Regions from separate parts of the Mus musculus genome. Here region 2 is linked to region 1. The links are chromatin contacts, found by Hi-C or POLR2A ChIA-PET in ENCODE. All regions are on one chromosome and are shown on one strand. The core of a region is the stretch at or near the end of the contact, and the rest is flanking DNA. Distances in the headings are between cores, read along the strand shown.

Region 1 (5,199 bases), core at 705-3,204:
CTTGGCCAGCCAGCCTAGCTAAGCAAACCACAGATTCCAGATTCAGTGAGATACTCTGTCTCAAGGAGGTAAGTCAGGGACGATTATAGTCAGCGATTTTTTTTTTGTACCCACACATATGTGAACACACACACAAATCAATAATGTCCTTTTTAGAGACTCTGACCCCATCTCTTCCCTCTCTCTCCTTTTTTGGAGGTTTAACCTAGAGCTTTACATGTATTAGTCAAGTATTCTACTGTTGAGCTAAAACTTGTTTTCTTCAACCCCTTACTTTGGGTGGGTGGGATGGAAGCCAGCTGTGTTTTCTGGAGGTGTAAATTGGAGCTGTTGTTACTGCCCAGGGAGGACCTGCAGCCTTCTCACTGCCATAGGAGAGAACCTGAAAGAGGACTCTCAGGGTTTGAGATGACTACAGCCATGCCTCACATCTTAATTTGATCCAAGGTAGAGAGGAAGAGAAAGAGAGAGGGAAAGGTGGAGAGACTGAGCCGGAAGATTCCTGACGCAGAGAAAATGAAAAAAAAAAAACCCCAAACAAAACAAACAGACACCCAGTTTATTAGCTTGCTTAAAGCTGCAAAAAATTGGGGTGATTTGTTATCCAACATTGTATAATTAATTGAAGAACATTACTTATTAATCAAAATCACTAGGTGATGCCCCCAAAGCCTAAGAGCTGCATTGAAGCAAAAGCTAGCAATCTCCATCAACAGCTTGTTTCTTTGTAGACACAGATATCCTTACATGGGTTTTCCTGTCCAGTTTTGACAGCAAGGAAGCTCAGAATCAGTTATGGCTCAATTTTAACAATTTTGCAAGCCTCTATGACCTCCTCACGTTTCGTTTTCTTCTGATTTCCCTTTTTCCAAGTTTTTGAGCTTTTTTTTTAAAGTTCATTTTTATCCTTTTAGTATGGATTATGTTAAAGCCACATCAAATCCAAATTATAGAGAAGTATTCATGAACCCATTTAAAAATAGGTTTTTTTAAATGTAAAAATAGTTTTGCGCATTTAAGAAAAAAGTTTCTCACATGTTGAACACAAGACGCCTGGAGGTGGTGCCTGGGGAAGATCATGTCACACAAACGTGTCTCTGGAGCTCTGGAGCCATTGGTCAGGGACAATTTGGATTGGATAAGAAATATCAAGTGATAACGACGGAAATGTGTGTGTGTGCAGAAAGGCAACTGATTGCTACCAGGAGCCAAGGGCTTGCCCAGTCAAGCATTGTAGTAGTATCTTTGAAATCGATCCCTTGTAACAGACCCTAAGATTAAGCCAAACCACCTCTCGCCTCACCCCTTTCCTAGGCCACACCCCTCATCCTTCCTGGTCACGCCCCTGCCCCATCCAGCACACCAGAGTTTTTGCGCTCCGCCCCTTCCCTTCGCTCCCGCCCCACCTTGTTCCGCCTCCCTTCTGACCGCGCCCTCCAGTGTAACGAACCCCATTTCTCAGCACCACCCTTCACTTGCGCCACGCAACCCTGGCTGCTTACAACCTCCGCCTCTTCCCCGCCCGCGCGCGGTTTTCCCACCCGCCCCTTTAAAATCAAACCACGCCCACCGTCAGCCACGCCCTCCGCATGCGCCGCACCACCTCCCCGCTGTTGCGCGCTCCGCCTCCTCCCTCCACACTTATGAGCGGCTTTCTCGCTCCGCCCCAATTCTGGTCAAGCTCCGCCCCTCCTCAAGCCCTTCCCTCTTTCAGACCCCGCCCTCCGCATGCGCCGCACCGCCTCCCTGGCGGTTGCGCGCTCCGCCCCTCCCTCTGTGTCCGCGCGCGCCTTCCCCGCCCAGTCCGCCTCACTCCTCTCGGGGCGGTTGGGCCGCGCGCCTGTGGGGGCGGGGCCCGGAGGAGGCGACCGAGCCAATGGGGCGCGGCGGTGGTGGCGGCGGCGGCGGCGGCGGCGGAGGCGGTGGCGGCAGCGGCGGCGGCTGGGTCGGGCCCCGACGGGCGGCGGCGTCTGAGGTGGAGGCGGAGGGAGGCGGCGGCGGCGGCGGAGGGGGGAAGATGGCGGCGCCCGTCCTGCTGAGAGTGTCGGTGCCGCGTTGGGAACGGGTGGCCCGGTATGCAGTGTGCGCCGCCGGGATCCTGCTCTCCATCTACGCCTACCACGTGGAGCGGGAGAAGGAGAGGGACCCGGAGCACCGGGCCCTCTGCGACCTGGGGCCCTGGGTGAAGTGCTCCGCCGCCCTGGCCTCCAGGTAGCCCGGCTTGAGTGAGGGGAGCGCGACGCGGGCGGCGGCGGGGGGCGGGGAGCGCGCGGGGAGCTCCGGCCTGAGAGAGCGGGGCCCGGGCCGCGACCCGGACGGCGGTGACCGGGGGGCGGCGGCTGAGGGCAGGCCTCCGGGATGAGGTGGCACAGTGCAGCCGGGAGGGCGCGGGCGCGTCCTGGCCGGTGTGACTTTTCTCCCTGTTGTCGCCGAGAGAGGCGTGTGAAGACCCCCGATGCAGAGATCGGCGAAGCCAGCATTCATCCCCGGGGTCTTGGGACCTCTGCTACCCCGGGGCTATATGTCCGGTGGCTTTTATCACTATCCTCTGGGTTGTTCGGGACAGGTGTTTTCGGTGCTCAGGCCTCTTTGTACTCAGAGTTAAGGAGAATTGGCAGCCTTCTGGAGGCGACAGTGACATTTGCGGGTAGACACGCATTTGACCCTACTCTGGAAGAGGAAGGTACCAGCACTTAACCCTATCTGATTTCTTGGATTTTTCTCCCTTGTGTATTTCACGAAGTGTGCCCAGCAGGGGGAAAATGGCCAGAGTTCGGGTCTACTTTAAGTTTAGAGTAAACGATGAGTACCTTGTGTATAGTGATATTTTAGGTACTACGATGACTGTTATTTTATGAAAGGATCTGAGTTGTGACCCACACTGGCCTGAAACTCATCGGACTATAACCTCTACAGCTATTCCCCTGCCTCAGTCTTTTGAGTAGGGAAATACAAGCATGCACCACCGTGGGTGACTTAGAATGACTTTTACATGTTGCTGATTAGTATTAGCGGAATAATCCGCAAGAGATTAGATTTACGAAACTTTGCTAAGCAGGTTTATTTAAACAATTTTTTGTTTCTTGAAAATACCATCGATTTTTTTTCCTGTTAACATTTTATGTAGTGTGCTAGCTTTTTTTCTTAGAAAAAAGTATTTTACACTTTTAAAAAAGGCTTTTTAAAAAACTGATAGCAGTCATCAAAACCAGCAAAAGTGAAAAGAATTATTGCAGAATAGATAGTTTGACATTTTAATAGAGAGTCCTACCCCTAATATTTTGATGTTTGTTAACAGTGCTTAACATTTCACTACATTCCCTCCTTTTGATAAATGCTAGGGAGACACAAATGTATATAGCTCACTAGTTTATTTTGCCCTCCATATTGGTGGAGGAGTATTTGAAGAAGCTAGGGTTGGAGTTTCTTATCTGCAAACTTAAGGCTGTTGATCTTTCCCACTTAGCCCTTTTCATAGACCAGCTAGGCTAGGCTAGCTCGTGCTTATAAGTGGAATTCCTGTAACTTTTTAGTAGAAAAATGGTTGTCATTATGGCCTCATTAAGCAGTTTTGTTTTTTTTTTTTAAATGCATTGAGTTTATAGTGCAGAATGTATCTGTGATGAAGAGCCCTCAGGAGTTTTATTTGCATCCAGGTTGAGGCCTCCTAGACTTTCTTTTAGACTAGACACCTTGAGAACCACTAAGTGTATCGTGCTTCTATTGCACATATTTATGTTGGGAGTGGGGTAGCACACACACTTATGGAGGTCATTGGACAACATGTGGGAGTCAGTTTCCCACCAGATGGGTCCTAGGGATTGAACTCAGGTCATCAGGCTTGCTGGCAAGCATCTTTACCAGCTGAGTCCTCTCACTGAGCCCACCAAGTATATTTTATGCACACATTCACATTTTTAAATGTTCTTTGCACCTTTGGAAAGGATTTTTTTTTTTTTTTCTTTTTGAGACAGGGTTTCTCTGTATAGCCCTGGCTGTCCTGGAACTCACTCTGTAGACCAGGCTGGCCTTGAACTCAGAAATCCGCCTGCCTCTGCCTCCTAAGTGCTGGGATTAAAGGTGTGCGCCACCACCGCCCGGCTTTGGAAAGAATTTTTAAACTTAAGTTTTTAACACCCCAAATTGAATGAATGAATGCAGAATAAAAAAAAGCATGCAGGAGCATATTTCAAATACTTAGAAACCATGAAATAAAAATGACTGGATAGGTTAATATGAAATATATTTATAATTATTACCAACTTTAGAATTTTTCTTTTTTTTTTAAAGATTTATTTACTTATTATATATAAGTACACTGTAGCTATCTTCACACACACCAGAAGAGGGCATCAGATCTCATTATGGATGGTTGTGAGCCACCATGTGGTTGCTGGGATTTGAACTCTGGACCTCTGAAAGAGCAGTCAGTGCTCTTAACCTCTGAGCCATCTCTCCAGCCCTAGAATTTTTCTTTTAATGCAGTCTATACAAAAATCTTACTGGGCTTTTTATTATTTGGCCATGTAAGAAGTAATTCACTGTATGTTTTGAGTTCTTCTAGTGGGCTTTTCTCTAAGAGATTGTTTCTGAACCATTTAATTATACACTAAATATTCTCATAGTTAATCTGTATCACAAGAAACAAATGTTCATGTGTTTTGTTTCTTGCTTTGTAGATCTGGCCAACTTTGAACTGAAAGCAGTCCTCCTTCAGTCTCAGTCTCCTGTGGACTGGAATTATAGCCTTGCCTGCACATCTGTCAAGTTTTTGTTTTTGTTTTGAATAAGACACAATAGCATGATATTTAATATTTAGTAACATCAATTAATGAATTAAAGTTATCTTAAAATATGTTAGACTAAAAATCTTTCTCGATCAGTGGCATTGGAGATTGAACACAGGGCCTGACCAGTGTTAGGTAAACTCTCTGTGACTAAGTTTCATCCCCGGCTTGCTTATTTTTGTCAGAGTTTTACTATGTAGCCTTGACTGGCTTGGGATTCCTAGAGATCTGCTTGCCTCTGCATCCTAAATGCTGAGATTGAAGGTTTATGCCACCATGCCTGGCATTGTTTGGGGTAACCCAAGTTAGCCTTGAACTTGCTGTGTTGTAGCGTAAGTTGAGGCTGGCCTTGAACTCCTTCGATCCTCTCTCTACTAATCCCTCATGTTCTGAGATTACAGGTGTGCATCAT
Region 2 (5,199 bases), core at 1,908-4,407, 34 kb before region 1:
AAGTAGGAAGCCGAGTCGGTAAACCAAGACAGGATAGGAATGAAAGCCCACCTCCAGTGCCAGATGCAATGACACATGTCTTACAGACCAGCCAAGGCTACAGAGTGAGACCCTGCCTCAAAGCAAATGAAAGAATTTTTAAAAAGGGCTGGGCATTGTGGCACACACCTTTAATCCCAACACTTGGGAGGCAGAGGCAGGCGGGATCTCTGAGTTTGAGGCCAGCCTGCTCTACACAGCCAGTTCCACGGGGCTACATAGAGAAACTGTGTTTCAAGAAAACAACAAAAAGTCAAACTTCTACTGAGAGACTTTAACTACCATAAACAGTAAATGAGTGAGTTGTATGTGAGTGTGTGTACTTGTGCATCTGTGTGTATAGCTCTGAGGAAAGCTCTTGGGGGCTGCATTCAAATCAAAGTACCACTTAGAGTAAACGAGTAAGTTTGATGTGGGTATGGGTGTGTGTCCTGCCACCTTAATGCCATCTGGGGTTGAAACTCAGTCATCAGATCTGTATAGAAGTGCTTCTAGATCTATTAAGTCATCTTGCTAGCCCTAAAGCTGTTTTTATTTTTATTATTTGTGTGTGTGCGCACGCGTGCGTGTGCATGCTTGAGCAATGCTTGAACAATAAATGCACTTCCTCACTTAGCCATCTCGGAAGACTTGTTTGTCTCAAGATATGTAGCTAAGAATGACCTTAAACTTGTTCCCTTGCCATCAGGCATGTGTCATGTCACTGCGGTTTTTGAGACAGCCTCCCCATGTCGTCCTGGCTGGCATGGACCTCACAGATGCTCATACATTGGACTTCCTTTAGCTTTTTGTTGTTTGTTAGTTTTTGTTTTGTTTTGTTTCCAGACAGGACTTCCACTGTGTAGCCCTGGATGTCCTAGAACTCTCTAGACCAGACCAGGCTGACCTTGAACTCACAGACATCCACTTGCCTTTCCCTCCCGAGTGCTGGGATTATAAGTATGCTCCATCTTTAACTCTCTGTCCATGTTTTACTTTAGTTTTGTCAGTCAGCATTCTTGGGGTTTGAGTATATGTGTGAAGGATTGTCCTTTTTTTTTTTTTGGAAACAAGATTTCACCTTGCAGTCCAGACTAGCCTGGAACTTGAGGTAACCCTTCTGTGTCAACCACTTGAGAGCTAGCACTACAGGCTTATACTAGCACTACTACCACCACCACCACGACCCCACTGAGTCTAACTAACATCATTATGTTTATTTGTTTTGAGAGGTAGGCTCATTTATGTAGTCCTTGCTGGCCTGGCGCTTACTATGTAAACAAAGCTGGCCTTGAATTCACAGAGTCCTGCCTGCCTTTGCTTCTTCCTAAATGCTAAAATTACTGTTGTACACTGATAAATTGATAAACTTTGTTGGCCTGAGGATTAGCAAAGTGGTAGTGCTTAGTACGTTTGAGACCCTGGGATTAATCCTCAAGATACTTTGTTAAGTCCGATATCCGTGTTGCTTTAAGGATGAGATCTATTAATGATTGTCTTTCTTTAAAACAATCATGTGGGGGCCATTCAGATAGTTCATCAGATAAAGGTGGGTGTTACCAAGCTTGAGGTTTTGAGTTCAACCCACAGGACCCACTGGGTGGGAGGAGAGAATAGATTTCCAAAAACTATCCTCTGACATTGTAAGGCCCCGGATGCTGGGCCTCCATTCAAGTCCTGGGATGAACTGGCCAACACCCCACCATCCCGAGAGAAAACCACACCTGATGCAAGCTGCAAGAGGTTTTATTATCAGCTAGCTGAGGACGAACCCCTGGAGCCTCGCAGGGCAGGGGAGTTCGACCCCAGAGGTGACAGTAGGGGGCTTTTAACAGCTAGCTGAGGAATTGGGAGGAGTTGGGAGGAGTTCTTCTCTTCCGGGTGTCCTTGGTGACAAGACAGGAGTGGGGAGTGAGTTCTTTCTGAATTTTTATCTCTGTGTCCTCGGCACAGGAAGGCCGGCATCTCTGGTTGTACAGTATAGAAACAAAAAAGCCTTTTGCTGGCTATAGAGAACAAAGAGCTTCTTTCTAGCTGTATTTTTAAAGATCAGGGAAAACAAGCTTGGGGAAATGTTTTAGGGGTTTACCTTTCAGGGAGAAATGCTTTAAGCCAGGGTCTCACAACATCCATGTGCACACACATTACTTTTACATTTACATGCATTTATTTGTGTGAATGAGTGTTTTGCCTGCTTGTATGTATGCCCCAGGAAGCCAGAAAAGGGCTTCAGGTCCCCTGGGACTGGAGATGTAGACAGTTTTGAGCTACCATGTGAGTGTTGGGAGTAGAACCCAGATCCTCTGCAAGATCATAACCACTAAACCCTCTCCAGCCCCTTGGCTCTAACATGCTACTTGTGATGTTTAGTAAGTCTGTCTTCTTAACTTATGAAGCATGCCTTTGTGTAGATTTGTTGAGGGAATTTCCAGAGATTATAGATTGGAGAGAGACAACCCACCTTGAATGTAGCTGCATCATCAGTAGGCTGGGAACTTGAATAAAAATGGAGGGGGGGGGGTACCAAAAAAAAAAAAAAAAAAAAAACACAAGCAAGATGCTAGAATTCCCCTTTCTTTGCTTCCTAATGGACGAATGCAGATTGAATAAGTAGCCTCAAGATCCTGCCCACCGTGTCTTAGCTGATTGTATTCTCAAACGATGAGCCAAAAAAATAACCTTCCCTAAACAGATTATTGCCAAACATTTGGTTATAACAATGAAATAGTAATGTCGTGAAGAGAATTTTCTTGTCACAAGAACAAAGTTAAAGCAATTCAGCAAGCCAGTTTTCTTTTTGCACAAATGAACCCAAACTAGGCTAGCAAATTCATTTGGCCAGAGCTCCTCGTCTTTTATCGCAGTGTTAGGATTATAGGTGTGTGCACAACCACACCTGACTTATACAGTGATGGGGATGGAACCCAGGCCTTTGTGCATGCTAGCACTCTACTGAGTCACATTCCCCAATTCCGTCCCTTCAGGTTTTAACCAGCGAAACCAGGTTTATTATACTTATTTACAATTCGGACCCCGCGAAGAAACACAATTCCGCATCTGGAACAAAGAAGCATGGAAGCCACGCCCCCTGTGAGGTCACAGAGCGCTCCCTACAGCGGAGCCAATAGGAGCACTGGGTGGGGCATTCCGGCGGAGTGACCAGCGGCGGCGGCGGGCGGAGCGCATCGGCGATGGACCCTCCAACTCGTCCTTCTGTCTCCGGCCCAAGGACTCGAGCCCGCCCGCCGCCGCCGGAGGCGCTGCCCACCGTCGGCTTCGAAGAGGAGGTGTACGACTGCCTGGATTACTACTACCTGCGTGACTTCCCGGCCTCTGGGGCTGGACGCAGCAAGGGCCGGACGCGGCGCGAGCAGCAGCTACGCACCAACTACCCGGTGCCCGGCGGCCACGAGCGCAAGGTGGCGCAGATACTGCTCAACGGGCAGCGCAAGCGGCGCCAGCGCCAGCTGCAACCGCGGCCGCGCACACGCCTGGCCTGAGCACACGCCACGCTTGAGCGGGTATGGGCAGGCGGAGCCCATTGGTGTTGGGTAGGGAGTAGAATGTATATCTCAGGTCGGCCTCGAACTCAGTGTGTAGCAGAGGATTACCTTGGACTCCAGATTGTCCTGCATCCAGCTTCCATGGATGGGCTGGGATGCTAAGACATGAGCCACAATGTCCAATTCTTTTTTTACTCTCTTCTCTTTTCCTTTCCTTTTCTTCTCATTTCTGACACTGTCTCCTAAACTGACCTCGAACTCATCACCCCTCCAGCGTTTACCTTAAAATGCTAAAGTTTCAAGCATGGGCCATGATTCCCTGCTGTGTGGTTTTGTTTTATTGATGATGCCCGTAGCCCAGGATTCCATGGTGTGTAGCAAGCCTCAGCTTCTCTAGTCCTGAGATGACAGGTCTGGCCACCATATTCACCTGTCATCTGCTTCTGAGACTTCCCAGCGTTAATCATAACTGTGCTGGCTCCCGATCCCCGACCCAGGGGTTTCCCGGCTGCTGGTGAAAGTCTCCACCGTTTGGAAGTTTGCAATTGTGTGAGAAAAGTCTACATTGGAAATATAGGGAAATGTCCGAGGAAATCCATCTTGGCAGGGTGGCTCACACCTGTAATCCATCTCCAGCCTCTGTGCTCAGGAGACCGCTGGAATTGGAGGCCAACCAGGAACACTCTTTGAGGCACTGTCCCAAAACAAAACTGCCCCTCCTCCTTGTTTGCTTCCAATTGCTGTAATAAACACCGTGAACTTTTGCTTGCAACTTGGGCAGGAAAGGGGTTGTTTCACCTTAAAGCTTACAGCCCTTCCTGAAGTCAGGGCAGGAACCCAGAGGCAGGAACCGGAAGCACAGTTCCCAGAGGTTCATGTTCAGTTACCTTTCTTGTACCTCCCAGGACTATCAGCCCCGGGTGATACCGCCCACAGTGAGCTGAGCGTTGAGAAAAATCCCCGCACTGACTTGTCTCTGACCAGTCTTACAATAGAGGTATCTTTCCAGATGACTCTAGTTTATGTCGAGTTGACAGAACCAAAACCCAGCAAGCCAGCAGACAGAAACTGGGCATGATAGTGCCCACCTCTATGCCTCTTTGAACTAGCAAAGTGAAAGAGTGGGTCAGAAGTTCAAGGTCAGAGGCTGGAGAGATGGCTCAGCCATTAAGAGCCCTTGCAGCTCTTGCCTTTTAGGATCCCCGCACCTGTATTAGATGCCTCGTTACCGTCCATAGCTCAAGTTCAAGGGGGATCCAACACCCTATTCTGCCCTGTGAGGACGCTGCATGTATATCACACAGACATACGCGCACTTAAACACATAAAAATGAACAAGACATTTAAAAGTTCAAGATTGCTGGGCGGTGGTGGCGCACACCTTTAATCCCAGCACTTGGGAGGCAGGGGCAGGCAGATTTCTGAGTTTGAGGCCAGCCTGGTCTACTGAAGGGCTCCAAAACATCCAGGGCTACACAGAGAAACCCTGTCTCAGGAAAAAAAAAAAAAGTTCGAGACCATTGGCTACATAGTATGGGGCCAGCCTGACCTATAGGAGACAGGAAAGGGGAGGCTGAGAGCACAGTTGAGTTGATAGTTTTCACTTAGTAAGCATAAGACTCTGGGATTAATCACTGGCACTCTGTAAATAGGACCCTCATCTTAATATTCGGGAGAT

Evidence for each region. A loop is a pair of places that touch in the nucleus more often than their neighbours do. ChIA-PET counts read pairs that join two places held with the same protein, here RNA polymerase II (POLR2A).
Region 2: a map of heart shows a loop between it and region 1 (3-fold over the local background). The contact joins the promoter of Nupr1l here to the promoter of Vkorc1l1 in region 1. A Hi-C loop is called at or near these places in 6 of 37 maps with a recorded cell type or tissue (gastrocnemius, heart and left cerebral cortex). POLR2A ChIA-PET finds 5 or more read pairs at or near these places in 4 of 5 experiments (Patski and embryonic stem cell).

What each region holds. Positions count from the first base shown.
Region 1 is chr5:129,940,155-129,945,353 of GRCm38, forward strand. It overlaps Vkorc1l1 (vitamin K epoxide reductase complex, subunit 1-like 1), which reads left to right and starts at 1,955. Exons shown (of 3, transcript NM_027121.4): 1 at 1,955-2,211. The coding sequence starts at 2,018.
Region 2 is chr5:129,905,383-129,910,581 of GRCm38, forward strand. It overlaps Nupr1l (nuclear protein transcriptional regulator 1 like), which reads left to right and starts at 3,158. Exons shown (of 3, transcript NM_026916.3): 1 at 3,158-3,539. The coding sequence starts at 3,210. The coding sequence ends at 3,518. It also overlaps a transcript of Zbed5 not described here.